4 separate regions of the Homo sapiens genome follow, and regions 1, 3 and 4 are each linked to region 2. A link is a contact called in ENCODE Hi-C or POLR2A ChIA-PET data. All regions are on one chromosome and are shown on one strand. The core of a region is the stretch at or near the end of the contact, and the rest is flanking DNA. Distances in the headings are between cores, read along the strand shown. Region 1 holds the start of RALA (RAS like proto-oncogene A). Region 2 holds the start of STARD3NL (STARD3 N-terminal like). Region 3 holds the start of MATCAP2 (microtubule associated tyrosine carboxypeptidase 2). Region 4 holds the start of ANLN (anillin, actin binding protein).

Region 1 (7,126 bases), core at 4,063-6,562, 1.4 Mb before region 2:
TCAGACCTAATTACTTAATAAATTAAACTGGCCAGGCATGGTTGCTGACGCCTGTAATCCCAGCACTTTGGGAGGCTGAGGCACATGGCTCACGAGGTCAGGAGTTCGAGACCAGCCTGGCCAGCATGGTGAAACCCCGTCTCTACTAAAAATACAAAAAATTAGCCAGGCATGGTGCCGCGTGCCTGTAATCCCAGCTACTCGGGAGGCTGAGGCAGGAGAATTGCTTGAACCTGGGAGGTGGAGGCGGCAGTGAGCCGAAATCGCGCCACTGCACTCCAGCACGGGTGAAAGAGCGAGACTCCGTCTCAAAAAACAAAAAACAAAAAAATTAAACTGTTAGGTGTTTCTTTTGACCTAGGGATGCTGTGAAAAAAATTACTGCGATAATAAGGGTGCCATGAATTGAGAAAGTTTGGGCACTTGACTGATAAAGGCCTACGAAGAAGGCCTTTAAGAGAGAGAAAGAATGTGTGTGTGTGTGTGTGTGTGTGTGTGTGTGTGTGTAGTTATGAGGTTACTGTGGACTGCTGTCAACAAAATTTACAATAGGCTAATGAAAGTACTCTCTCCAGTGTAGTTAAGAGCTGTAACAGATATTATGACAGCACATAAGAGAAGCAATCAGCCCAGTCTTAAAGGTTTTTTGTTTTTTGTTTTTTGAGGGATGGGATCCAGAGAGAGAACCTAATTGTAATTTTTTGGAGAATTATAACCTAAACTGAGTTCTGAAGGACCAGTAGGAGTATACTAGATTAGGGGAAGGAAGAGAGGCTAGAATTCCAGGAAGAGGAAATGGAGGACTGAGTAAACAAACACTAGCATTCCAGAAGCTGGGTATTGGTAGAACAAAAGATCATCCAAGAAGAGAGATAAGGCTAAAGGGTTAGGTAAGAAAAAAAATGAAAAATATGAAAGATAAAGGGGAAAAAAGAGAGTTAGGTAAGGAGCACATCTTGAAGGTTTTGTATATGAGATTAAGGATAAATGGAGTTTGAATTTTATTAATGGGCAAAAAAGAGCCACAAGAGGATTTTAAGCAGAGAAATATCACCATTGTTCTAAGCAAGAATGGGAAAAGTATCAGATGGGTTCCAACCATAGGCTAGAAGGCTGCTGTAGTAATCCAGAATATCTAGACAGGGCAGCTGAACTCAGTGTTTGGTCACGCAGTGTGGCAACCTCCACTTTTAATGGAGTACTATGTTAGCTTCTCAACTACATAAGAAAACAGATCCTGTGGCTTAGATGACCATAATCATAACTTTTGGAAACTGGGGGATCTTTGCCCACCTTCCCAATAAATCTGGGAGTATACGCCATTTTATAATCTAACTATGTCTTATTGTCCAAAATAACATTACCAAACCCTGACATTTAGTTTCAAAAGTAAATTCAGCAATAAAATTGGATCCCAGACTTTAAGGAGACTATGTATGTCAGTGTTACATCTATTGCATCTAATATAGGACCCTAGCTGTGAAGGCCTTTAAGAATAGTATAATTTTATGGAAGCATGCCTTTTTTGGCTTGTAAAGACTACCCTCTTGACTTTCAGAAACTAAGTCATCACCTTCACGTATAATTAAATCAAAGATGCAAATTCTCACCTAAAATTTACTCATACATATTTTAGAAACCCATAGAACTTTAATTTCTTTTTTTCTATACGGCAACCCAAATCCTTATGAATGCGATAAGGTAATAAGAAAGATGTCTTAAAGAAAAAACAGAATAACTGTTACTTATGGGGGCCAGACAATCAGCTGTTTTTTACTTAAGGGTACATCTTTTAAAAAAAAAAAAGAGAGAGAGAGAGAGATGGACACATTCTTCAAATTAAGCCTATTTAAAAGTGCATTTTAAAAAGTGCACAGGCTTAGGAGGGAAGAGAATTCTACCAGCACTGAATAGCAGCTAAACCCTTACAAGACTTCTGCCACTTTTAAGCCTCCATCTTAAACCCAGAGAAAATGATTAATGGTCTCAAACGGTTAAAAACAGACCAAGCACATCTCTGCTTCTTTTACCATTCTTTCTACTGTCCCCCATAGCTTCTCCCCCATTTCCATTAGTGAAAGAACGAACTAAAAAAAATGTGATTTCAAGGAAAGGTCACTACAAATAGATTTATGGTATTCCTCTCAAATAGGGACGATTCTGTTACTTTAAAAAGCACTAATCAAACACCAGAATTGAGTCCAAATACTTTACCGGGACACCCACGGGAAAAATGCCCAACCATTTTTCCATCATGGCACACATGGACGGTGATAACACTGTATTTGTAGGCACGCTGAAGATAAAAGAGAAGAATGGCTGCTGCTTGAGGCCACCTGGCCAGGACTGCTGGCAACCCCAGGCCACACTTGATGTCCAAGAGAGAGGAATCAGTATCTTCACCTTCCTGAAGCTCCAGTTCCAGCTCAGTCAGAACTGCCTTTTCCACAGCCATTTAGGATTAACTGCAATAATACTCAGTGCTCTCAGCAATTGTTACTTTCAAATCTAGGCTCTACTAAACACAAGCTAGGTGCCTAGCCTCTGGCAAATAACTTCAATTTACCTTAATAAAGTATGGGAAAACTACCTGTCTTGCAGAAGTGTTGTGGAGATTAGAAATAATTTAAGTAAAGCTCTTATCACAGTGCTCGGCAGGCAATCAACACATGAGAACTCTTATTACCAAGAGGGTTGCTGAATTAAAGAAGGAAAATCTAACCTCTGTATAGTGGTAATGTCACTGAGGTAAGAAATTGCTGGCTTCCCTCTCCTTAGTGTCTAAGAGTTAAAATATTTTATAAAACAATGAAAATCATAAACTGTCTCCTTCAAAATCATAGTCTTTTTCCTCATTAACATTCACAGCCTCTTATTCCAGTATTTTAAAAGTAATTGTCCTTGCCACTCATCTACTAAAGAATACAAATGCATATTACACTGATATGCATATCTACAAGAATTGACACTGGTACATGTATTTATGTTCTGTAGAAGCTAAGCTTGGAAAAACAGTGCAGGACCACCACCACATACTTGGAGAGGAGAGAAAACGTCAGCACTTTCTTCTTATTTGAACCTCCCTAATGTGAAAATAATCCAACCATCTACAGACAAAAATATTCCCTCACAAATGGTAGACAAGATTCTTTTCTATAATTAGCCCTTTCTTCCTTTGGAAAGCCCTGTGAAGAAAGTGTTGTAATGAAGTACTGCTTCAAAATAAATGATCCATATTATTGCACACTCAGCAAACACACTAGAGAACAGCATCTGGATCTTGGAAAATAAATGTAAAAGAGGCTATTGGTAAATCATGCCAAGGTCACATCAGGATTTCAGAGGATTGCGTGTATTCATGGGAAGAATGAACCACTATAAGCATTCTGGGAAGCACCACGTTATCCAAACAATGGTAACTCCTAATTTCCTCTTTTTCATTAAGATAGGGTACAGTTATCAACCCCAAACATAAACTTGATGTGTATCACCAGGCAGTCTCTTCCTACTAACTCTGAATATGCTCAAGTAGTAAGCATTTAACACTAGAATACAAGTTATAATGCCCAGCACAATTTTAATATAATTTTAACCTTTCAGAGGAGGATAGTTTTGGAAGGCAAAGAACTCTGACTGCTGAAGAATGAAACACGAAGTAAAGTCTGTAAGTGGCAAGAACCTAAAACAAAACAAACAGCCTAGCCCAACAAAAATAAGCAACTCCTGGATGGTGACTGTGAGATAACCTATACACTCATTCATTCAGTGCAGAAATGTGTGAACAGCTTCTATGTTCAAGGCATACTGCATAGAAACAGTCATAAGTAGGACATGGCTCCTGCCCTAAAGAAATCCAAGGTCAAAAAACGGTGTTGTCAGATAATACTTCACAATAATAGTGTATTATTTTAATACAGGAGTCGGTTTAGAATAATATTGTATTACCAGAGACAGAAAAACATGAGCTAATAAGACACACTGAAATACATTAATAAACATACTGTAAGAGTTTACCAATGAAATCTGTTATCCAATTTCTGGAATATGATTAAAGTTGCAATTTACTTTCTGGAAAAGAATTAACTTATGATACATGTTTTATAAAGGTTGTTCCCCCCCCACACCACACAATTTGTAAATTAGGTGCTTTTCAGCTTGACACGTAGGGCGTGGCACGGGACTTCTCACACTACCTCAGCCACACTTGGATGAGCTCTTACAAGTCTGGACATTCAGGTTTCCGAGCACAGGCCAGTTAACTCCCTAATTCTCCCTAAATCCTGAAACAACACTGCCACCCCTGTGTGCCGTCACCCCCGTCTACTTAAACACATATATCCAGGCTAAAGCATGCCAATCACATCTTCCACTTCTGGAAATCTTTCAGAAACGAACCACAGAGGAAACACCTCTCTCCCAAAATGTATTCTCTTCCTCATATTAGAAGCTAGATTACCTGAAAATGGGCTAAAGCTGTGCAAGCGCCCAAGGCCAGGTATTCAGTTCAGTGCGGAGAGTCTAATGACTTTAAGTCTGAAAAACCATTCCTTTAACTGGCAAAAAAAAAAAAAAACACAAACAAACAAAACAAACAAACAAAAAACCCTGGCGGAGATGCTTAAAAAGCAGCGGCTCTAGCACAGGCAAGGAGTGGAAAGAAAGGGAAGGAGGGGAGAGGGGTGGAGTGAGGCGCGGGGACTGCGGCGGCAGCGGGTTGCCCCAGGTCGCGGGCACCGCCCGGGCGGGAACTTGGGCGCCGTGGACGAAAGGTGCGGGGTGACCTTCGGACGAGGCCAACTGAGACCGGCTGCCGGGCGCAGGGGACCTCTCCGCAGCCGCTCACTCTCGGGGGCTCACTCGCCCCACAGCGGCGAACGCGGTGCCCCGGATTCCAGCCGGGCTCATCTCGCAGCTCGTCCCCGGGCAGAACGTGGGATGTGCAATCTCGGCAGCCCGAACCCGCGTCAGGGCCTCGGCCCGCCGCCGCCCGGACACACCCCCGCCGCCGCCCGGGTGGCCCCAGTCCCTCCCCGGGCGGCCCGAGCGGGCATCGCTCACCTGCACCGCGAGCCAGTCCGCCGCCCCGAGGGCTCCGGAAGCCGCGGCTGCGTGGCTCCGGCCGGAGGGTACTCGGTCCTTGTCGCCTGGAAGGCCCCGCGCCGGGAGCGGTCGAAGGAGGAGTCTGACGGGTGGCGGGGGAGCCTGGGCGGCTGGAGGAGGAGGAGGAGGAGGAGGAGAAGGAGGAGGAGGACTCCGACGCTTTGCTCTGGGGAGATCCACCCTCCTCCTGGCGGCTCTGCAGCAGCCGCCACAGATCACTTCCGGGGCGCTGGGGAGCGGGGCGGGGCAGCTGGGGAGCGACTTCCTGTCCGTGGGCTGAGAGGAGGGTGATCATGGGCCTGGGCCGCAGAACAGTGGCTCGGAGGGCGCAGGCTGCCCGGCCTCCGCCCCCTGCAAGCTGAGGGCTGTCCGCGCTGTCTTTCCGACGGCCCCACCCCCGGCTCTCTGAGCTCCGCGAGGTGAAGTCATCTCCCGGGGGCTCGGGAGTGGCCGCGGGCCTCGCGGAGGTTCCCGGATCTCGGCGTCGTTGCCGCGGTGTCCTTGTCTTTCTTTTGGGGACCAGGAGGGGGTTCTTGGGGGAAGGAGGGGAGAGCGGAGGCCGCCATCTTGCTTCTAGAGGGTCAGCTCATGTTCCCTGGGCGTCTCAGGGTTGAGGCCGCTCGTGTGGCGTGGCCGGGGGTATTCAGAGCGGAGCTGGCGACGTGGCTTGTCACGGGCCAAATCCCAGGAGGCGGGTCAGCCGCCTACCCTGGCTGGAGGGTCTCGTGGCTGCCCTGGGCCTCATCTAACTGCTGATCCCCTGGAGAATTCGCTTTCTCGGACGGTCTGCGAGTTCTTTCTGAGGGGTGTCGGACCCCCCTGCGACTCTGCAGGTGTCGGTGTGGCACTGAGATCATCTTGCGGCCCCATGGCACTGTGATTTGGTAGCTTGTGAGAAGTAGTTTCACTAAATCCGTAAATTTAAGTTAGCAGCTACAGATTCTTATGTCTTGACATTTATTCGCTTATCTCTCTTTGCTCCCCACAAATTGAGTACCAACTATATTCCTGGTATGAGCCATTCAAGGAATGTCCAGTCTAGTGGGCAGACATACATGAAAGCAAATCATTGCTATTGGAAGTATGGTTTATCAAGATGTACAGCGTGAAGAATGGATAGCTTTACTAACGTAGGTTAGAGTTTTAAAGATAAATAGGCATTTTCTACTACAAAAATAGGGGTGGGATGGCAAATCCGGATCCGAACAGAAAGGAGATGCAGCACGGGGACAAATAATTTGTTGAGAAGAATGAGTAATAATTACAGGTCTTGAAGTTCAAACTTAGGTTGCTGAAGAAGATGAGGCTGGAGAAGAAAACAGGAGCCAAATCACGAATCGTCTATGCCTTGGTGAGGCAATGAGTGGACAGATTACAATTTAAGCTATTCTTCTGTTGGTAGAGAACAGATAACTTGGGGGGGTGGAGGTGGGGGGGCAGAGAAGGATAAGCAGAGAGCCCACAAGGGGGCCATTGCAGAAGCCAGTAAGAGAAAACTTAAGGACCCTGTGTGAATGGTAGTGAGCATCCAAAGGAGATGGATTCCTAAAATATTCAAGAGGCCATATCAACTGGTAATTGGTTGCTAGGGGCAGCTGCCAGATAGGAGAATGGAAGAGGCAATGATGATGCCTTGTTTTGCTTTGAGGGAGGGGCAGGATAAGGGTGTATTTTACTAAATAAGATAAGGAAGAGTTAGGATGAGTCCTGGGAGGGGACATTTTTGCAGAAAAAAAATGAGTTCAGTTTTGGAGTTGATGAGTGAAGTAAGAGTGGTGCTGTCTAATGGTGGTTGCTATATGGGTCTAGAGCTCTAGGGAGGAGCTGGGCTGAAGTTGGAAACACCACAGGTTTAGATGACCATAACCAAGCTGACTGCAGTCTTACGTCATTGAGCACAGTTTCAAAACCACTTCTCCTTTCTCCCTGCCTTTACTTGGGAAAATTACTGAAATACTGCATTAAAAAACCCAATATGGTGATATGTGTCCATCCATAGACCAATATTCTAATGTTTAATGGTCTT
Region 2 (6,227 bases), core at 3,695-6,194:
GCTGGTGTTCCTCCCTGGGCTAGAAAAAAGTCTAACGTCCTCTGTGTTACCTTTGAGGAATTTAACATACAATTAAAATAGAAAAAGGTACTTGAAATTCAGTTTCTACATCATTAATTTAATAAATGCTTAATTTTAAAAAATAATTCTGAGAATATATTTTCCTGAAACAAAAAGCAAACAAGAATATACTTTGGTGAGCAATAATGCACAGTATTTGAAAAGTATACCGTCCTGGAAAATATAGGACAGAGAAACCTATGATTACTGCAACATGAAAGGTCCTGGGCCAGATTCCTCCAAACTCCAGATTGAATACACTGAGGATGCTCGCTAGTCTCACAATACTATTTTGAAAACTGTAACTAGAGAGGAAGAAGAGAAGGGTTTTAAACTAAAGAGCCTACTGAACTTGATTCCATACCCATGCCTGTTCAGGAAGATCCTCCAGGCTTAAATAGCTCAGAGTCAGGGATTCCTGGTCAGAGTTAAAGCTTTAATCTTGATTCACCACAAGAGGTATCTTCCGGATCCAGGTCAGCTCACAAATAAAGCAAGCAAAACAACTGGAAAGGCCTGAGCTGTACTGATACATCATGTAAGAGGCTGCCAGGAGTTCCAACACAGGACATCAGAACTGATGACAGCCTGCTACAAGCCTCTGCAGCCATGAACCAGGGGTACTGACCAGGCTTCTTAGCCTAGCACTGCAAGTAACACAGGGCTAGTCTCTCTGGGCCTCAGTTTTCTCATCTATAATATTAAAAAGTGGAAATCGTTGTTAGTATTTTCCAATACCATAAACACAGAGAACACTGATTTTATTTGTGACAGTGTGCCTTCAACATTTATAGCCCAAAGACATGAGTTCCTCTCAAAGGACCCCTTGATAACTGCAGAAGGCAGACCCTTAACTAAAACAGAAAACAGGTTCTGTGAACCAAAGCTGAGAAAAGCCTAACAGTGTGTCTCTCAAAGATAAGATGATAAAAGTGTAAATAAAATAACAGGGCTCTACAATCTGCAAAAAACTGTGCACGTATATAACACAAATTGTCAAGTTTTTTAAGCTCAAGTCAACATATATTTTAACACCTGTGTATGTAATAGTACAATACTAAAGATATCAGGATTGGTAACTGGTGTCAAAGAGAGGCTCCCAAAAGTGCTATGAGAAAAGAAGGCTTCTGTTATAGAGACACGGGAAATGCTTTATTGATAAAGCAGCATTTGAGTGGACTTAGAGGGACAGGTAGAATTTTGGCTGGCTGGAGTTGTCTATCCAGAGGGCATTCCAAGCAGAACTAGTAATGGCACTGAAGCTGGAAAGCCTGAGGCAAAGACCAGGAGTCCAATTTGGGGCACTAGGCTCATGGCAGAAGATGGTGGTCAAATCATGATGACCTGGGTCTTCAGAATATGGGCATTAGTTGCATGAACGATCTTAAAGAATAGAGATAGCCAGGATGTCTAGGTTTGGTATTTTGGCCTAAAGAGCAAAAACTCTCTTTTGCTTAAACTTAAGTACCTTCCAATATTTAAAAAAGAAGATACTAATTCCATTAAAATTATTCTAAAGAAAAAGATAAATTCTATTAAGTTACAGCAGAGTCAAAAAGACATACAGAAAGTAAATTAAGCTATTTATTAGTCTGTTATTATTCATCTACCATATTCCACTCATAATTACTAAAATATGCAAACCTTAGAAATAAATAATGGGCATTTTTAAATTTTAAGACCACTGTTAACAGCTTTCTTATTCATATTAATTTATAAACTGATTTTGACTTATTTTTAAACATAACATATTACTAAGAAAAAGAAGTTATATCACTGACCTAAGGGCTTCCTCAATAACAGGAAGAAACTCTACTTGCTAAGAGAAACTATGAGTTAGCAAACTGTAGGCAATATTCCCATACTTCTAAGCGTAAGATTAAGGCTAGGAAAATAGTAACACATTTTAAACTCCTTTTCAAACATTTCTAAAATTAAAACAAAAATTTAAAAGTCATTTTTAAACCACAGCTTTCTATTAACAGAGACTAGATTCATCCAGAAAGTTTATACCTGTTCATTGTTCAGAAAAGGGAAGGAAAATAAGGCAAATGATTATTGTAGCCCAAGAAGAAGCAATGTCTCATCTCTTTAAAATTAACTTTTACAAGTTTATGGACAATAAATTCATGCTGTTGAAATATTATATTTTTATATGTACAGAAATATATTGATAGGGGACTTTCATGAAGAAAATAAAGCAGAAAAAACACTAGCCTGAAAATGAGCAGGGTGAAAATTTGATAGAAGTTTGGCCATTAGATGCATTATTTTAAAACTCACTGACCTTCTCTGGGCCTCCACAGCCCTAGCTCTAAACTAAGAGGGGTGAATCATGTGATCTCTAAAATGCCACATCATAAAACATAATTTTAAGTAATAGAGACTTGCTGCTCAGGGTAGCAAGGTTGGAGGTTAACAGGAGGTGGGGTAGAATGAATTAGGCTTTGAAGTAAACCTAATGGGAGTTCAAATACAAGCTCCATCAGTACTAGCTCAGTAGCTGAAGTGTAAGTTTCCCTCACTATCAAAAAGGCTTAATATTTTCCTTTGCCACAAGTTGGAAGGAATAGAATGTATGTAACATACCTGGCATATCGTAGGTACTAAAAAAAGGCAAGCGTTATGTTCCTGGTCAGTAATACAAGCTCTAATGAAGAACAATAATCCACTTGCCAATGCAGCTTCCTAGAATTTGGCTTGGAGAAGAGCAGGGACCAACTGCCACTGCTTTCCAAGTGGAAGGCAGGTACAGGTAATAAGAAAGAGTATTCACGGTTGGAAGTAGAAAGGATTAAAAGCAGGGAGCTTAAGAAAAAGCAAAGACTTTGAGTTCTGCATATAACAATGGAAAGGAAACAAACTACATCGGATAAGGTGCTGAAGGAAACAAGATCTTTTCATTAAGAGGGCCTCTGGAGAAAAAATATATACACAATAAATTACTGCAATGATTTCATAACCAAAACAAAGCAGAAAGTTGGCTAGAGTTTATGAGTATCACTAAAAGAAAACAAGACTCTGCAGTACACAAATTATCTTTCCCTTGCCTGCCTGTAAGGCTCACATGGGATACAAGATGATCCAATCCCTGTACACCTCTCCAGTGTCACCTCTGACCACTGTCTCCTCACCTCACCCTCCCCTAGGTTCACTCAGCTCCAGCCACACGGGCTTCCCTCTGTCCCTGGAACATGCCAAGTTCATTCTTCCTTTAGCTCCTTTACACTGTTTATATCTGCCTAGAAACTTCCAGCCCATTTTCTCATGGCTGACTCAGCTAAACATTCAGCTATCACCCAAAATGTCACCTCGTGTTACCTCCTTAGGGAGGTCTTCCCTGACCATCCCATTTCTCCATACAACCCAGTCACTCTCAAACTCTCTACCCAGTAGTATCTTTTCTGACATTTATTCCTATCTAAACTTGTCTCTTTGATTTACATGTTTATTATATTCTCCAACAAAAGTTAAAGTCTTTGAGGGTATGGGCCTTATCTAAATTGCTCACTACTCAATCTCTAAAACCTAAAACAATGAGTGGCATAGACAATCACTCAGGCAAACTGTCCATTGAATAAATCCAAATGATGTTAATCACCATCCTTCTGTGAACATAAGTAAGGTAATATCCCTCAGAGGCTGTTTCATTTCATTTCTTTCATGCAGTTTTAGGCAATGCAATAATGCAGTTTTAAAAGACCAATGTTTGAGACAGTTAGATTTTAAAGACAGTGACTTCTACACGACAACATATTGTATGTTTTCATTTTATGAACATGAATAATCCACCACCTTATCAGAATCCATCAATAAAACAAGGATACCATAAGTCGTTTTGTGAGATCCTGCTTCTAGAAAGAGGCGTATGGGTAGATATGGTATACAGACGGGAATTACCTTTCAGAATTCTTCCTAACAAGGAAATGTGGCAAACTGGACTAATTCCAGTAAAGATTTAATTAGACCCGTTACTTGGTTACCTTGCTAAACTTATCCAAACTAGTACTGTGTCAAGTGATGAATTCAGTGATTCCATCTGTGAAATAGAAGACAAATGACACAGTGAACAAAGAAAAGTTCCACAATGTCCACCCATGTTTGAACTAAAAGAGAGGGGGAAAAATCCCTAACCCTAAATCAAAAGTATTCAAGCAACTAAGATTTCAAACAATGGCGAGATATCTACGAGTAGGTGAAGCAGTTAACTGAAACCACAGGGAGAACATTCATGATTCGTGCTTTCTTTCTTTTTTTTTTTTTTGAACACGACTTTTCTCAATGAATAGAAGAGACTCACAACCGCCTGTGTCTGGACAACCCACGCATTACACCCAGTCACCAATTCTTGGTCCTTCTTGGGGGCCCATGGCGCCAGCCCGGGGCCGACCCCACCGGGGACTCCTCAGGGTCCGCAGGCTGGAGGAATGAGGACACTCCCGCTACCTATATCCATCCCTGAATCCCGGCCCACGCCGTGGGAGCAGCGGGGCTCAGCATTCTGCAACTTCACTCTTGTGTCCATTATGAGCACAGCCTGCCTCGCCCCTCCTCCTCCCCTGGAGGCTCGCGCAGGACTCAGGAAACAGAACAGGACCAGGATATGGCCTCCGTCCGCGGGTCCCCTGTACGCCCCCATGTAAGTCATCTGACCCAGGAGACTCAGTTTTCCAACCTGTCAAATAGGGGAACGAGAAACCCAGCCTACCTTAACGGGTGGTTCCTGGCCGGCCGCCCCAGGCTGGCCCGGGAACTGCGGATCCGCGGTCGCGCCCCGGCCTGAGGGGCGGGGCTTGGCGGGGCGTGACCGGGACCCAGTCCAGCGGACAACGCGCAGCCCACCGCCCGCACCCAGCAGCCCCGGGACCTCCGGCCCGTGACGTCAGCACGCTGACGTCGACGCACACAGCTCGCATCTCGCTCGAGGGACCAAAGACCCGACTGGTTCCTGAGTGCCTCCATAGAGGAGCCAACCTATTGGCCAGATGACATGTCAATCTTCTACTGACCAGTAAACGACGCGGGAAGGAGGGAGAGGGCGAGCCGGTCTGCCTGTAGGAATGGGTGGGAAATCTGGGCATCCAGCTTTGAAACACGGAGCTGGTTGGACTTTCCCGCATTGTGCATCGCACGGTTTAACAAGCGCCCGCTTCCTCTTCGTCCGCGTTTCTGCGCCTTCCGCTTCCCTTCAGTTATTCGGTGGGGGTTTATGCTCCAGCTCGTGGGAAAATGTCATGGAAATGGGTTTCAGGGCCTCTTGGGCACCTCATGCTGAGCCCTCCAGGAATAAAAACAGGGCATACCATTTCTATGTCGGTACTCAGCTCAAGAGTCACCTCTTCTAACTCTCACTTCCCCCAGACCTATTTAGGATACCTTTTCTCAGCGCTCCTAGTTCATAACTAACATCTCTAAGCGGTAGTCACATTTAATTATATCTATATGTCTGTTTTCACACGAAGTTAGGCACCTTTTATTGTTTTATTTAAAATTTAATTAAACTTTTCTCCCAACGGATGCTACACTTATTCACATTTTTAGAAGTACAGAGGTATACAGTGAACATTCTTTGGATCCCCATTTCATTATTTGTATATTTTTCCAAAGTCATTCTAAGTACCGTTATTAATTTTAAATTACACAAGTAAGATTTTGTCCATGCGAAAAAAAAAAAAAGCTTAAACGTTACAATTATGCTTATATCCCTTTTAGGCCCTAATTACAAACCCAGTCTGTAGATGATGACTCCTAGTTCCTGTGCATTTGCAAGTGTAGATGTTACTTTTTTACACTTAGCATTGAAATCTTTCCATATCTGTATATAAATCTACCTCATTCTCTGAAAATGCTGCATGTCCTCAGAACCAATATGTGTATATATATACATACATAATTAATGTACCATTCCCCCACCCTCACGTTTGTTTATTAATATTATTATGAGAAGCAATGGTACCATAAATATATATGTAGATGCCTTTTTGTACTTAGGTCCAAGTATTTCTCTAGAGTGCAGATACCAACAAGAGAATGTACTGGATCACAGAGTTTGCACGATGTAAATCCTTAATAGATTTCACTGATTTGCTCCCCTGAGTAGTTGTTTTAACTTACATTCCCACTGCTAGTATTTGAGCAATTTTTCCCTGTATCCTCGCCAATACTGA
Region 3 (6,312 bases), core at 2,886-5,385, 1.8 Mb after region 2:
TTGGGAGGCGGAGGCAGGCAGATTGCTTGAGTCCAGGAGTTCAAAACCAGCCTGGCAACATGGCAAAACCCCATCTCTACAAAAAAATACAAAAAATTCGCCTGGCCTGGTGGCACATGCCTGTAGTCCCAGCTACTTGGGAGGCTGAGGCTTAGGTAAGAGGATTACCTGAGCCTGGGAGGTTGAAGCTCCAGTGAACCATGATCATGCCATTGCACTCCAACCTGGGCAACAGAGTGAGACCCTGTCCCAAAACAAAAAATGAAATAAAATAAATACGTTCTTTACCTATAACATAACAATCCTGCTACAAATAAAATAACAATATTTCTATCAAAACACCTATTTTTCTATTATTTTAAATCTAAAATTAAATGGAAATCATCCTTACAGATATTCATTAATCAAAATGTTCCACAATACAATGCTTCTAGAATTCATAAAGATGACCATAAAAGGAAAGTGAGTATATCTCAGTAAGACAACTGCAATGGCATTTTTGGTTATTATTGAAAAATTTAAGTTTAATAAAACTTTAAAAAGGGTGAAGGACATCCTTAAAGATAAACATAAATTATTAAAATCAGTTTTAATGGCGAGGCGTGGTGGCTCACGCCTATAATCCTAGCACTTTGTGAGGCCAAGGTGGGTGGATCACCTGAGGTCAGGAGTTCGAGACCAGCCTGGCCAACATGGTAAAACCCTGTCTCTACTAAAAATACAAAATTAGCCGGGTGTGGTGGCGCATGCCTGTAATCCCAGCTACTTGGGAGGCTGAGGCAGGAGAATCACTTGAACCCAGGAGGCAGAGGTTGCAGTGAGCCAAGATTGCGCCACTGTACTCCAGCCTGAGCAAAAAAAAGAGCGAAACTCCATCTCAAAAGGAAAAATAAATAAATAAAAATAAAAAACAAAAGCAGTTTTAACAAATTCCTAACTTGATCTTGAAATCAGTGCCCTAAAAATGGAGCAGTAATATAATTAAGTCGATCATCTTGTCTCAATATTAATGGTTAATATAGAAACAGGTATAAAGGAAAGTTTCTCAGAAAGATGAGATTGTTCATTGTTCTTGTGGATATGTAAAAACAATGCTGACTCAAAAGCAGCCAACTGGACAGCTGCAGATGCTGAACCCAATGGAAACACTAAGCAGGCATAGCACGAATCAGTAATTAACAAAGCAGATGCAGAAAGCTTGATGAGGATGAATAATTGCATAGATGGGAATAGTAAAAGGAGCTGGTAACAGTACAAGTTTTATAAGAAGTTAGATAAACTCTTTGTATTCATGAATTTGTTAGCAAGAGTGCTTCAATAATACACAGAGATATATTTTTTAAATGTTTTGATTACATTATAAATACCTTTATATGGTGCTTATCACTAAAGATATTTAAAAATTATCCACAAGAAAATATTGGTAGGGTGAACATAAAAATAATTATAAAAGTAAAGAATGATATAATATTCCAGGTAGGCTAACTACAGAGGCATCAAATTTGTTTATTTTTGGAATTCTTAATTGTAGTGAAGTGTTGAAATTAGAATGCACATCATTTTCTAATTTTTATATGTATGTATACATGTATATATATATACACACATATATGTATTTTATAGAAAATCTTCCCTGCTAGTCAGGACTGTCCTTGAGGATAGGTATCATCTTTTGTTATGTACTCCAAAAACACCAAGCCCAGTGTCTTCTATATAAATAAATACCTGTGGAATGAGGAAGATAATATGTATCTTGGTTACTTAAAATATAATGAAAATAGGCAATATGATTAAACATACTTTAGTAAAAGCACTGAACATATGACTTGGTAACATCTTTTAGGAGGCTTTCTTTTTTGAGAAATAGCTCTTAAACTGCAGTGACTGTGACTTTAAAAACTAGAAATTTGTAGAGGTAATAGATGCATTTATAGCAAACTTGGAAAACAGCTTTCAGAATTCTGGGTATATAAGGAAGCCAACAGCATGGTTAATTTAGAGCCTTTTTCCTTAGGACATATGTTGCAAGAATTACTACTCTTACAAATGCAGCAGATTCATTGCTCATTACTATAGCAAGTGTTTTAACTCAAAGCAGATTTGTTCTTCGTCTATTGGTCCATTTGATATAATTCTATATTATTTTAGTTATCATTGAAAATGCACACACTTTCTGTTGTCTACTTATTCATTAATTCACAAATATTTATTAAGGACCTACTACATGCCAGCCACTCTTCTTGGTGTGGGAATATAGCAGTGAACAAACAAAAATCACTGCACTTGTGGAAATTTTATTCTAGGGATGGAGACAGACAACAGTCATGATAAATCAATAAAATATATAATAAATTAGATAATGTTAAGTGCTAAGTAAAAAAAATAAAGCAGAGAAGGGCTATAGGAAATATGAAGGAGTAGAATTTTAAATAGAGTGGCCAGGGAAGGGCTCACGAAGAGGTGACATTTGGATTAAGTCCTGAGGAAGTAAGGGAGCTAGTCCTGCGGATATCTGAGGGAAGAACATTCCACGCAGGGAGGATTCCAAGTTGCAAAGGCCTTGAGGTGAAATAGTGCCTGGAATTGAGGAATATCAAAGAGGCCAGTGTATCCATCGGGGAGGAAGTAGTTGGGGATGAGATCAAAGAGGTGACAGGAGGCTAGGTCATAAAGGACTTCACAGGAAAGGAAGCCACTGAAGATTTTGAACAGAGTGACATGATCTGATTTTTTCACAGGTTCACTCTGGCCAATGAGTTTTGAGAACAGTGTGAAAGAGGGTAGGGTGGGAATACAGAGACTGTCTAGAAGACTGCCATAATCCAGACAAGAGGTGGTGGTGGCTTGAACCAGAGTGGTAGCAAGTGGCTAGATTCTGGATGTATTTCGAAAACAGTAGTCACAGGATTTGAAGACAGAATATGAAGTGAGGTTATCCAGTTTTTGTGATATAGTTACATTTCCATTGTTCTCTCCTAAGTGATGAAAAAGACACAATTTCTCACAAGTTGCCTGTCATTCTCAGGGTGTGACGGTCCTGATATTCAACTTTCTTTTGTTCCTGAGTTTGAAAACACACCCCAATTATTTCCATGTCTTAGCCTTGAGGATGAAGAGAAAATTTAACTGTCTGAAGACTGACAGTTGCCAGCACTATCTCAGCTCCTCCTAAACTGTAAGCTCCGCTAGGCTTATTTCATTTCCCTTGATATCCTCAAAGCCTGCCTCAGAACCTTGCACACGTTAGGGTCTCAAAAAATGTTTGTTGAATGGTTTAGTCTACATTTCCCATTCCCACCGTACTTTTTTTTTTTTTTTAGTCTCACTTTGTCACCCAGGCTGGAGTGCAGTGGCGCGATCATGGCTCACTACATTCTCACCTCTCGGACTCAAGCAATCCTCCCACCTCGGCCTCCCGAGTAGCTGGGACTACAGAAGTGTGCCACCACGATTTGTTCACTTTTTGTGTTTTTAGTAGAGATGGGTTTTCGCCATGTGGCCCAGGCTGGTCTCCAACTCCTGGCCTCAAGCGATCCACCCGCCTTGGTCTCCCAAAGTGCGAGGATTACAGGCATGAGCCACCGTGGCCCGCCTCCCATGGTTATTGTAAAAGATTAAATTTTCATACTTGCTAATGTGAAAATGAATAATAAACTGAAAATAACATTCAGCCCCTATCAATTGCACAATCACAAGCTAAAATGTGAATTTCAGCATTAAGGATAGTATGCTGAGGTACCGTCAAGTGGTCATTGAGCCTCCTGCACTTTCCACTCTTACTAGCTCATCCTAAACGTGTTTTAGCTTCCCCGCACCTCGTAAGGGGAAGGACGGGTAGACTGGCTTTGCTATTTGCAGCTAGGGCCGAGTGTCACAGCGCACCATGGAGTTAAGTCACCTTTGAACGGGTACAAACGTCTCTGAAAGATCAGTCAATATGCGTTACCCACTGGCTGGAGACCCCAGCGCGCTCGCGGGCACAGCCACAAGCCCCGGAGGCACTGGCCCGCGCTGTGCACGCCGGGAGTTGTAGTTCCTCCCACTCTCTCTCGCCGCCCGCGGGCCTTCGTCGCACGAGCGCCCCCAGCGGCGCGCAGGCTCCGTGAAGCGCAGCGCGCGCGGACCCCGGGGGCAGTTTCCTAGCAACCGGCGGAGCGGCTACGTCACGGTGGCAGGTTCTAAGCGCTGCTGGGCACCGTAAGGCCGCCGTGTGTACCTTCCAGTAGCTACGGGCTGGTGGAAGCGCTGCTCACAGTCAGTGTCGGTACGTCTTCGTCCGCCCTTACCCTCCTTATCCTGCTCCAGGTAGCGGAGAGCCGCCTCCCGCCGCGCCCCCGCCACCGAGGCCCGGGTCAGAGGCTAGAGGCCGCCCGCCCCTGCGCGGCCCTTTCCCCTGAGCCCGCGGAGCCCGCCGCCCCGGGCCTCGGGGCGACGATGCTGGAGTCCATTCGCGTGACGGGTGAGTGCCGGGAAGGGCTGGCCGCGGCGGGGGTGCGGGGCGGACCGGGGTCCCGCCGCCCGGGGCTCAGGTAATGGTAGCCACCGGCTGGGCGCGCCGCTCGGGACTCCACCCTGCGCCCCGACCCCTTCGGGGCGCGCAGGAGGCGCTCGCGAAAAACCTGTGGAGGGAAGAGAGAAATCGGCCCCTTATCCTTTCGTCACTTATTATCAGTAAGTACCTGCTGTGGAATCTCGTGGAAAAGATTGTAATATTAGACCGGTTGCTGGTCTTACAAAGGTACAATCCAAAGATTGTTAAATCCTATTTCAAAACACGCTAGGTGTGTGATTAAGCTTCATAATTTTCTAGAATGTTCAGAAAAAATAAGCTAAGCGAAAGAACACATCTGTATATTTCATTATTTATACTGTGTATATTTGTGTGTGTATGCTTTTATTCTTAAACAGTGAGAACGTTTTGAGTTGATATTATTAATAGGCCATTTTACAGTACGGATTATACCAAGTGTAAAACATGGGTCTTTAAACAGACCCCAGGTCAGAAAGTCTGGAAGTTTACCTGCATTTTTTTAAATTCAGTTCAATCTCTGGGAGCACAGAACTTGACTCTTATTATTTGTAAATCGCTATGCGTGTTAGCTATTAAAAAAAACCTTACATAATATTAGAGTAATTTTCTAGGCCATTTTCCCAGCATTTGATTCTGTACGCAAACATTTCTGCAAGCAGGGTTTTGGCAGTTCAGAATTATGACGAAGAACAACGGAGTAAAGGGAAATACTCCTCAAACTAGTGCCAAAATAAAGCCGGAATTTTACATTTTAGAGCAATGCAGTACCTACCAGACTATTTTTCTGTGAGCATTCTAACTGAAAAACCAAACCTCTTTCCAGTGAAAATATTTATGATTTTAATTTTATACTGTTTTATTTCACGTTCAGTGTTATACGGAGTAGATTTGTGCAGTCACAAATCATGACGTTGCCACGATGTATATCATTTATGTTGACAGGAAACATAGTTCCAGGATCTGAGATCGAAAAGGCAACTTTAATTGGCATTAGAATTTTTAAAAATGTGATTTGATGTAGATGCTACTTTCATCTTAAAACACAATTAAAATGTCAAAAGTTACTTAAAAGTACCATACCTCCTAAATATGGAGCAAGGTTTCTCAACCTCCGCACCATTAACTTTGTTGTTGTTGTTGTTTTTGAGACGGAGTCTCGCTCTGTCGCCCAGGGTGGAGTGCAGTGGCGCTGTCTCTGCTCACTGCAATCTCCACCTCCCAGGTTCAAGCGATTCTCCTGCCTCAGCCTCCGAGTAGCTGGGATTACAGACGCATGCTACCACGCCCGCCGGATTTTTGTATTTTTAATAGAGACAGGGTTTCACCATGTTGGCCAGGCTGGTCTGGAACTCCTGACCTCAGGTGATCCTCACACCTCCGCCTCCCAAAGTGCTGGGATTATAGGCATGAACCACTGTGCCCAGCCTAGCACTGTTAACTTTGGACAAGATAGTTCTTCCTTGTGGGATGCTGTTCTCTGCCCCGCCCCCATAATTGTGACAACTAAAAATCACAATTGGGCAGGGGTGAGGGGTAGGGCAACATCTCCTTCTCCATGAGAATCAATGCCTTGAAGAAAAATATAGATTCTGTCACAGTGCACATTATTTCATTGAGAAATCACATAGATTAAAATTATTTTCCCAAACCATAACAATCATTGTAGAGATACAAATAAATTAATATTAGTATTAGAAAGTAGATACTATGATCAATTAGTCATGCAGAGTGATCTCTTGATATGTCAACATGTTGAGTTAGAAGTTTGAGAAGAGATACTT
Region 4 (7,095 bases), core at 1,445-3,944, 1.8 Mb after region 2:
ACACCTTTCTCAAACAGTGTAGGCATTAAAAAAAAAAAAAAACCACTGCAATAACATATTCAAGAAGTAGGATAGCCCACATGTATGAATCTCAGGTAACTGAAGCTTATAGTCCCTGAACAACTTTTGCCACATACACCCCAAAGTCATCTCTGACAAATTTTTCTAGGAGATTTTACTAATTTCCTTGCCTTCTTTAACACAGTAGACTCAATATAAATTAACTTCTTATTATTTTCAATATGCTCTAGCAGCTCTTCCCCAGGGAACTTCATTTAATTCTGGAAAATAAGAGAAATTCCACTAAAAATGGTAGTGGCATGTTTATTTGCATACTTATTTATATGCAGCCTGCAGACATAAAAGGATCTAAAGCGTCTACAATAAAATATGCTTCTGTGAAGTATTTTAATTATAGCTTTTTCTCTTTTAAGGTTTTTATAAAGAAAGTTCTGGATTGGTACACTTCACTCTGGGTTTCTTTGTAGTATTCTTGTACTGGGATGACTATCACCTGTGAGTAGAGCTTCAAACTCTTGACGTTATGAGTAGTGAGTTTATGGTTTTGTCACCTGGGCGACACTGCGAGACTCCGTCTTAAAAAAAAAAAGAGTGCCAGAACAGTATCAGCGACCACAGGGAGGAAGACCAATGCAGAACAGTCTTGTTTGAGGAAAAGAGAGTTTACCATGATTGTAACCTTTCTCAACTGGAGTTACCAAAATAATTAAGCCCTAATACGCTGGCGTTAATATGATAGACTTATTTCCTATGTTTGTAGGGTGGCATTGAATTATCCTTGGGAGAATTGAGAAAATAGTCTCTCAATTTTCCTGTGTACCATGGTTCTGAGAGGAAACCCTGGTTGAGAGAGTCATTTTATACTGACTTTCAGTTGATAGACAACTGTACCAGTAGCTCATTTCACTGTGCAAATGTTATGAATGCTATAATTAAGCACCCAAGAGTTGGAATCAATTCAAGTAGTTCATTCATTACCTATTAAGGAAAAGACGTCTAAGCTGTTTTTCCAACTGCAAGTGATCTAACTTTTCATAATATAAACCATACATATTTCTGAGCACATCCTAAAACGATCTAAACAGGTAAAGTTTCTTTCAGTTGAGATTTGTACTACCTTCAGAATGACATTTTTAAGTAAAATGAAGTGCAATTTTCAGCCAACTTAAAAATGCTTTGTTCCTGTCTGTTACTTAGGAAGACACATAGGGCTAATGTTTTAAGGAATCGTATTCTAGTTTAGATAAAATAAATACACGCTTTTCGACCTCAGTGTAAGTGAAAGATACTTGGTGCATGACCAGCCCTATTTTAAGGCTAATACAAAAATAGGCTCTAGATTTTTCTATTAGAACCTTTAAGGAAGGTGAAAAAAATTGATGTATTTGTCCCAAGATGATTAAGAATTTGAAACAGAAAAATAGATTATGTCATGCTTGAATATAAGTAAACTCTAATTGCTGAAATCTGTAATTAATATCTCATACATAACTTATAGAATTATAATTACATCTCCCCGAAAGAATTACCACTCTTCACAGCATTTAAGTTTTTGAATCAGTGTAAACAGTTTTAGGTCCACTTTGCAACACTCAAAAACTAACAGTTTGAAATTTGCACAACAGCCTAAAGAAAGAGGAACTGTCCTGGAATAAAAGAGAGTGGACAACTGGCAACAAAACACTCCTGAATGTGACAACGCACATTCTCCACAAAAGCTAAAACTAGAGAAATCGACACAATAACCATGTAACCCATATGCAATCTCAAAGGAACAAAAGATGAAATAAGTACTGTAATGATATGCCCCAGAAACACCGAAAAGTTTATTTCTTTGCTCTAAAATCGTGAGCTGATAGTTTTGCTCGGTACACTTGCATTGTTTCAATTAAAATGGTCAGTCCCGGGTATGAACTTCTTCGTTAGTTAGCTGAACAATGGGATCTCAAGGAACTACTGGCTTTTTATGAACGAATGCAGTGGTTTCTAGCACCTGCTTATTTTAACGTTTTGCTGTCATTTCATTAGCATCTCCCCTGCGGGCTGCGTGAACTCCGCAAATCACACATCCTACTGCCTTTCCCGGCGGCAGCCGCACTGAGTCACCGGCCCCGGACCCCGCCCTGCAGGGCATTCCAGCTGCTTCCAGCAGGACCCGTTCCGCAGGCCTGCGCCTCACTCTTGCTGCGCCAGGACTGCAGAGGGACATGGTAAAAACGGGGGCTGAAAGACCTCTCGCAACAGCCTTTTAGGACAGACTCAAAGCCTTCCTCCCTGAGTTTTATCTGTAGGACCGAAACAACAAAATCTCAGAGGAACCCACCAACCACAGCAGGCCGCAGCCGCGGCGACCCCGGCCCGCACACACTGCGCACGCGCGCACACACGCGCCCTCCGCCCGGTGGGGGTTCGCCCAGAGGTTGACAGAGGAAGGTGGGTGGGGGCCTAGAGCGGTGGGTCATGGCTGGCTGCACCCGCAAACTCACTCACCTCCGTAAACGGATCCATCGCCCCAGGCGTCGGACTACGAGACGATGGAAACGGTGGTTCAAATTCAGGAAGAGAAAAGTGAGTCTCAGCTCAGTGTGTCTCCTGGAAAAAACCAGGAGTCTGAGGCGGGGGAACTCTCCCACAACCAGCTGTCCTCTCCTCTCGGCTTCCAGTGACGGACTCGGCCTCTGCAGCCGTTCAAATTTGAATTTCAGCGCCGAGCCGCGAGCATGCGCGCTGGGCGGAGCCGGGGCGCCCTCTCCCCGCCCCTGCGCTCGGTCACGTGGCCGCGCCGGGCCGGGTGGTTCCCAGGGGCGGCCCCGCCTCCTTCCCGGCCCCCTCCCAGCCCTCGCCGCGGGGTGGAGGCGGGCAGCGGGGCGCTTCCTGCTCTCCAACGGCGTCGGGTTCCTGGCTCCACCCCCAACAACCACACATTCCCCTCAGCTTTAAGGCGATTGCTTCACACCAACCGCGTTTGGGTGTTCCCGCCTTCCTTCATTCCTAAATAAAGTATTAAGGCCGGGAGTAGTGGCGCATGCTTATAATCCCAGCATTTGGGGAGGCTGAGGCTGGAGGATCGCTTGAGCCCAGGAGGTCATGGCTGCAGTGAGCTGCGATCTCACTACTGCACTCCAGCCTGGGCGGCAGAGTGAGACCCTGCCTCAAAAAAGAAAAAAAAAGGATTAAGAGCCCTTGTGTTGGCAGGACATAATCCCAGCACTGTGGGAGGCCGAGGCGGGCAGATCACGAGGTCAGGAGTTCAAGACCAGCCTTGCCAACATGGTGAAACCCCGTCTCTACTAAAAATACAAAAAAATTAGATAGGCATGGTGGCGCGTGCCTCTAATCCCAGCTACTCGGGAGGCTGAGGCAGGAGAATTGCTTGAACTGGGACCCGGGAGGTGGAGGTTGCAGTGAGCAGAGATCACACCACTGCATTCCAGCCTGGGCTACAGAGCCAGACAAAGAGCCCTTGTGTTTCAGGTGCTGCTAGCCCGTTGGCCTTCAGTAGCTTTGTTTCCTAGGTCACACCCAACTCCTAGTCCCCAAAAGGGGGACTGCAGGCCTGGCCCTCAGAAAAGCCAGTTCCGGTGGGTCCCCGACACTCTAAGCCAATGAAATAAAGCTAAAATTAACAGACTGTGTGAAGCGTTCATGCACAATTTTTTATTTTAAATTCCATCCAACTGTGTACAGTGTTAGAGCGGGAGGAATTCTGACAAGCCCTCTATCTAGTTCAATCCTTCCTTTTACTGCCGAGAGAAGGGACACCCGAAAACGTTAAAGAAACTGGTCCAAAGAAATGAAAACCCTGTTCTCAGCTCATGACCCGTTTTCCACACTAGCTAAGGCTGTGTCTCCTGCTTATTCTTTGTAGAGTACTCCAAATTGTAAGATAGGTTACATAATTTCTGTATCAGATTCATTTCTTCTATAACAAGTCTGTGCAGGTAAAGATGACAGTTCTTGATTTGTTCATCTGAAAAGTTAAGAGTGACTGTCCATGAGCTGAACAAAACAGAACTATTCCTCCCAACTGAGTGGTTTCAATATGTTTAATAATATGTCCATCTTAGCAGTCAATCAACATTACAAAAAGAATTTACTAATATTTTTAATTTGAATTTTTGTATGATAAATTGTACGTGACTGAAATCACGGCAAGAGGTAAGGGAAATATTGCTTGGGGTCAGGGCTCCACCCAGTTAGCCAAATCGGTTAACCCATGGGTTTTTTTTTTTTTTAACCTTTGTGGGGAGTCATGGACTCCTTTGGAAATATGTTAAAACTGACCCTCTACCTAGAAAAATGACCATTTAATCATAAACTATTTAACAGGATTTTGTGAAGTTCATGGACACCAGGACAAGAACTTCTGATTTAGCCTGTTTGTATTTTAGTTTACTTATCTGTGTAACAGGAATAATCATCTGCCCTGATTTCCTCAGAGTTGTTAGGAGGGGCAGATGAAAAATGGAGAGACATAATCCAAAAATATTTCATAATAAGTAATAAGACACTGTCCGAGTGTGTAGTATATGGAATTATTAATATTTAACCCAGAATGTGTTACTTATGAACAAAGGAAAAAGATACTTCCATTTTTTTCAAGTGTGACAAGAAAGGTGTGTATGTATTTGGGGCGTGTCTGTGTGTGTATGCGTGTTTTAAACAACGTTGGAAAATGAGTCATTAGAAATTTATGTAGCCGTTGTGCCTTCTGGCTATCACTTCTATGAGCCTTAGTTTCTTTGTATCTACCTCAACTAGATTCTAGTTAAGACTAAAAGAGGTAAAGCACCTAGCATAAGATAGCTACTCACAACATTTAGTGTATCTTCCCTCACCATCCCACTATGTCTTTGGTTTCTACCTTGATAATGATGATGATAGTGATAATGGCAACCATCACAATTAAATAACTCCTAAGACTGAAACACCTACTATGTGCCAGAAACTACGGTAGATATTCAAGTCTACTCTCCTAGGGTATTACAATTGTCTCCTACTATACCTCCTTTCATTCTTAACCCCCGGTAGTTCATTCTTCAGTTTCTAGGCTAGAATGACTTTTATCTTTTTAAAAATTGTGTTATATAACAAATAAAAAAATTTGAAAACAAAAAAATTATGTTATGAAATACAATAAAAATGTGAATAATAAAACATAACCATATACCAGCCACCTAGCTTAAAAAAATACAAAACATCCCACATGTAATTGAAGTCTCCTGTGTGTCCCTTCCTATTCTCATTCATCTTCCCACTCTTCCAGGGTAAAACTATCTTGATTTGATGTTTATCATTCCCATAGAAATATGTATACTTTTATCACATCTACATATATATCCATAACAATATCTAGTGTTTTATATATAAATTTTATTTGCAGAATGTAAGTCTTTCTGCAACTTTTTCTGGCCCAATAATATCTTTATGGGATTTATCCTCACTAATAACTGTAGCTGCATTTCATTCATGTTCACTGCTAAATTTTATTATACAAATATACTTGTAATTTATGTACCCATTATCCTGTTAATGGACATTTAGCTTATTTCCAGTTTTTCATTCCAAAGACCCCATGATGCCATGACTATCCTTTATATGCACATGCAAAACTTTCTCTAGAGCAATATACCTAGGAATATTATTACCAGATATTAAAAATAAACTGCTCTTCAAAATGGTCATAACAAATGATACTCCAGTCAGTAGTATATGCCCCTGGCTGCTGCTCTAGTTCCTCCCCAATATGTGGATACATTTTAAATTTTGCCATTCTTGTTTGAGTGCCTTTCTCTTATCACTAGTGAAGGTGAACATGATTTTTTATTTATTGGACTTTCAATTTTCTTTTTCTGTGATTTTCAACTTTATATCCTTGCCCATTTTTCTGTGCAATTATTTGCCTTTTTCTTATGGATTTATAGGGTTTTTGTTGGTTGTTTACTATTTTCTGGGAAAATAAACTTGGTTGGTTTTTCGGCTTGCCAATTTTTTGGTTTGTGGCTTGTCTTTTTACTTTATGATGTTTCAGATGTACAGAAATGTTTAATATAACTAATGATACACACACACACACACACACACACATACACACATACACATACACATATACCATATATATTTTCCTTTAGGATTTGTGTTTTTTATGCCTTAAGAAATCCTTCCATACCCTGAGATAATAAAGATGTTCTGCTGTACTTTCTTCTAAATATTTTAAAGTATGGCTTTTCATGCTTTTGTCTTTAAACTATCTGGATTGATCTTGTTTTTTGTATGGATAACCAGTTGTCTTAGCAGCAGTTATTAAATTGTCCATCCTTTCTCTCATTGACCTGTAATGCCACTTTTATCATATATCAACTTTTCTTTTTTTTTTTCCCGAGACAGGGTCTCGCTCTTTCGCCAAGGCTGGAGTGCAGTGGCCTGATCTCGGCTGACTACAACCTCTGCCTCCCGGGTTCAAGCGATTCTCCTGCCTCAGCCTCCCAAGTAGCTGGGACAACAGGCATATGCCACCAAATCTGGCTAATTTTTGTGTTTTTAGTAGAGTTGGGGTTTCCCCATGTTGGCCAGGCTAGTCTCGAATTCCTGGCCACAAGTGATCCACCCAACTAGACCTCCCAAAGTGCTGGGATTATAGGCATGAGCCACTGCGCCTACCCAACAGTTCTTTCTTTATCTTATTTTATTTTATTTTATTTTATTTTATTTTATTTTATTTTATTTTATTTTATTTTATTTTATTTTTTGAAATAGGGTCTTGCTCTGTCACCCAGGCTGGAGTGCAGTGGCACGATCACAGCTCACTGCAGCTTCAAATTCCTGGCCTCAAGCAATCTTCCCATCTCAGCCTTCCAAGTATCTGGGACAACAGGTGCATGCCACCACAACCCGCTACTTTTTAAAATTTTTTGTAGAGACAGGATCTCACTTTGTTGCCCAGGCTGGTCTCCAACTCCTGGCCTCAAATGATCCTCCCACCTTGGCCTTCCAAAGTGCTGGAATTACAGGTGTAAGCCACTATGTTCAGCCTCAACTTTTTATGTACACATAGGTCTATGTCGGACTCTATTC

The links. A loop is a pair of places that touch in the nucleus more often than their neighbours do. ChIA-PET counts read pairs that join two places held with the same protein, here RNA polymerase II (POLR2A). Pooled maps may share reads with other maps.
Region 1: a loop to region 2 is called in a map of B cell, with 6 times the contacts of the local background. The contact joins the promoter of RALA here to the promoter of STARD3NL in region 2. A Hi-C loop is called at or near these places in 2 of 168 maps with a recorded cell type or tissue (B cell and naive thymus-derived CD4-positive, alpha-beta T cell), 1 of 37 single-sample maps with no recorded cell type and 9 of 50 pooled maps.
Region 3: a loop to region 2 is called in a map of B cell, with 20 times the contacts of the local background. The contact joins the promoter of MATCAP2 here to the promoter of STARD3NL in region 2. A Hi-C loop is called at or near these places in 1 of 168 maps with a recorded cell type or tissue (B cell) and 11 of 50 pooled maps. POLR2A ChIA-PET finds 5 or more read pairs at or near these places in 1 of 52 experiments (K562).
Region 4: a map of naive thymus-derived CD4-positive, alpha-beta T cell shows a loop between it and region 2 (18-fold over the local background). The contact joins the promoter of ANLN here to the promoter of STARD3NL in region 2. A Hi-C loop is called at or near these places in 1 of 168 maps with a recorded cell type or tissue (naive thymus-derived CD4-positive, alpha-beta T cell), 2 of 37 single-sample maps with no recorded cell type and 10 of 50 pooled maps. POLR2A ChIA-PET finds 5 or more read pairs at or near these places in 1 of 52 experiments (K562).

Annotation. Positions count from the first base shown.
Region 1 is chr7:39,621,758-39,628,883 of GRCh38, reverse strand. RALA (RAS like proto-oncogene A) reads right to left here and starts at 5,312. Exons shown (of 5, transcript NM_005402.4): 1 at 5,059-5,312. LOC107986785 (a long non-coding RNA gene) reads left to right here and starts at 5,407. Exons shown (of 2, transcript XR_001745175.2): 1 at 5,407-6,451. RefSeq lists silencers at 4,109-4,158, 4,753-5,262 and an enhancer at 4,589-5,436.
Region 2 is chr7:38,176,962-38,183,188 of GRCh38, reverse strand. STARD3NL (STARD3 N-terminal like) reads right to left here and starts at 4,944. Exons shown (of 9, transcript NM_032016.4): 1 at 4,769-4,944. RefSeq lists silencers at 408-702, 4,688-4,967 and an enhancer at 5,218-5,297.
Region 3 is chr7:36,365,063-36,371,374 of GRCh38, reverse strand. MATCAP2 (microtubule associated tyrosine carboxypeptidase 2) reads left to right here and starts at 4,135. Exons shown (of 7, transcript NM_001199706.2): 1 at 4,135-4,459. The coding sequence starts at 4,435. RefSeq lists a silencer at 4,386-4,485.
Region 4 is chr7:36,385,461-36,392,555 of GRCh38, reverse strand. It overlaps ANLN (anillin, actin binding protein), which reads right to left and starts at 2,694. Exons shown (of 24, transcript NM_018685.5): 1 at 2,512-2,694. The coding sequence starts at 2,529. It also overlaps a transcript of MATCAP2 not described here. RefSeq lists enhancers at 1,868-2,458, 2,459-3,049 and a silencer at 2,640-3,049.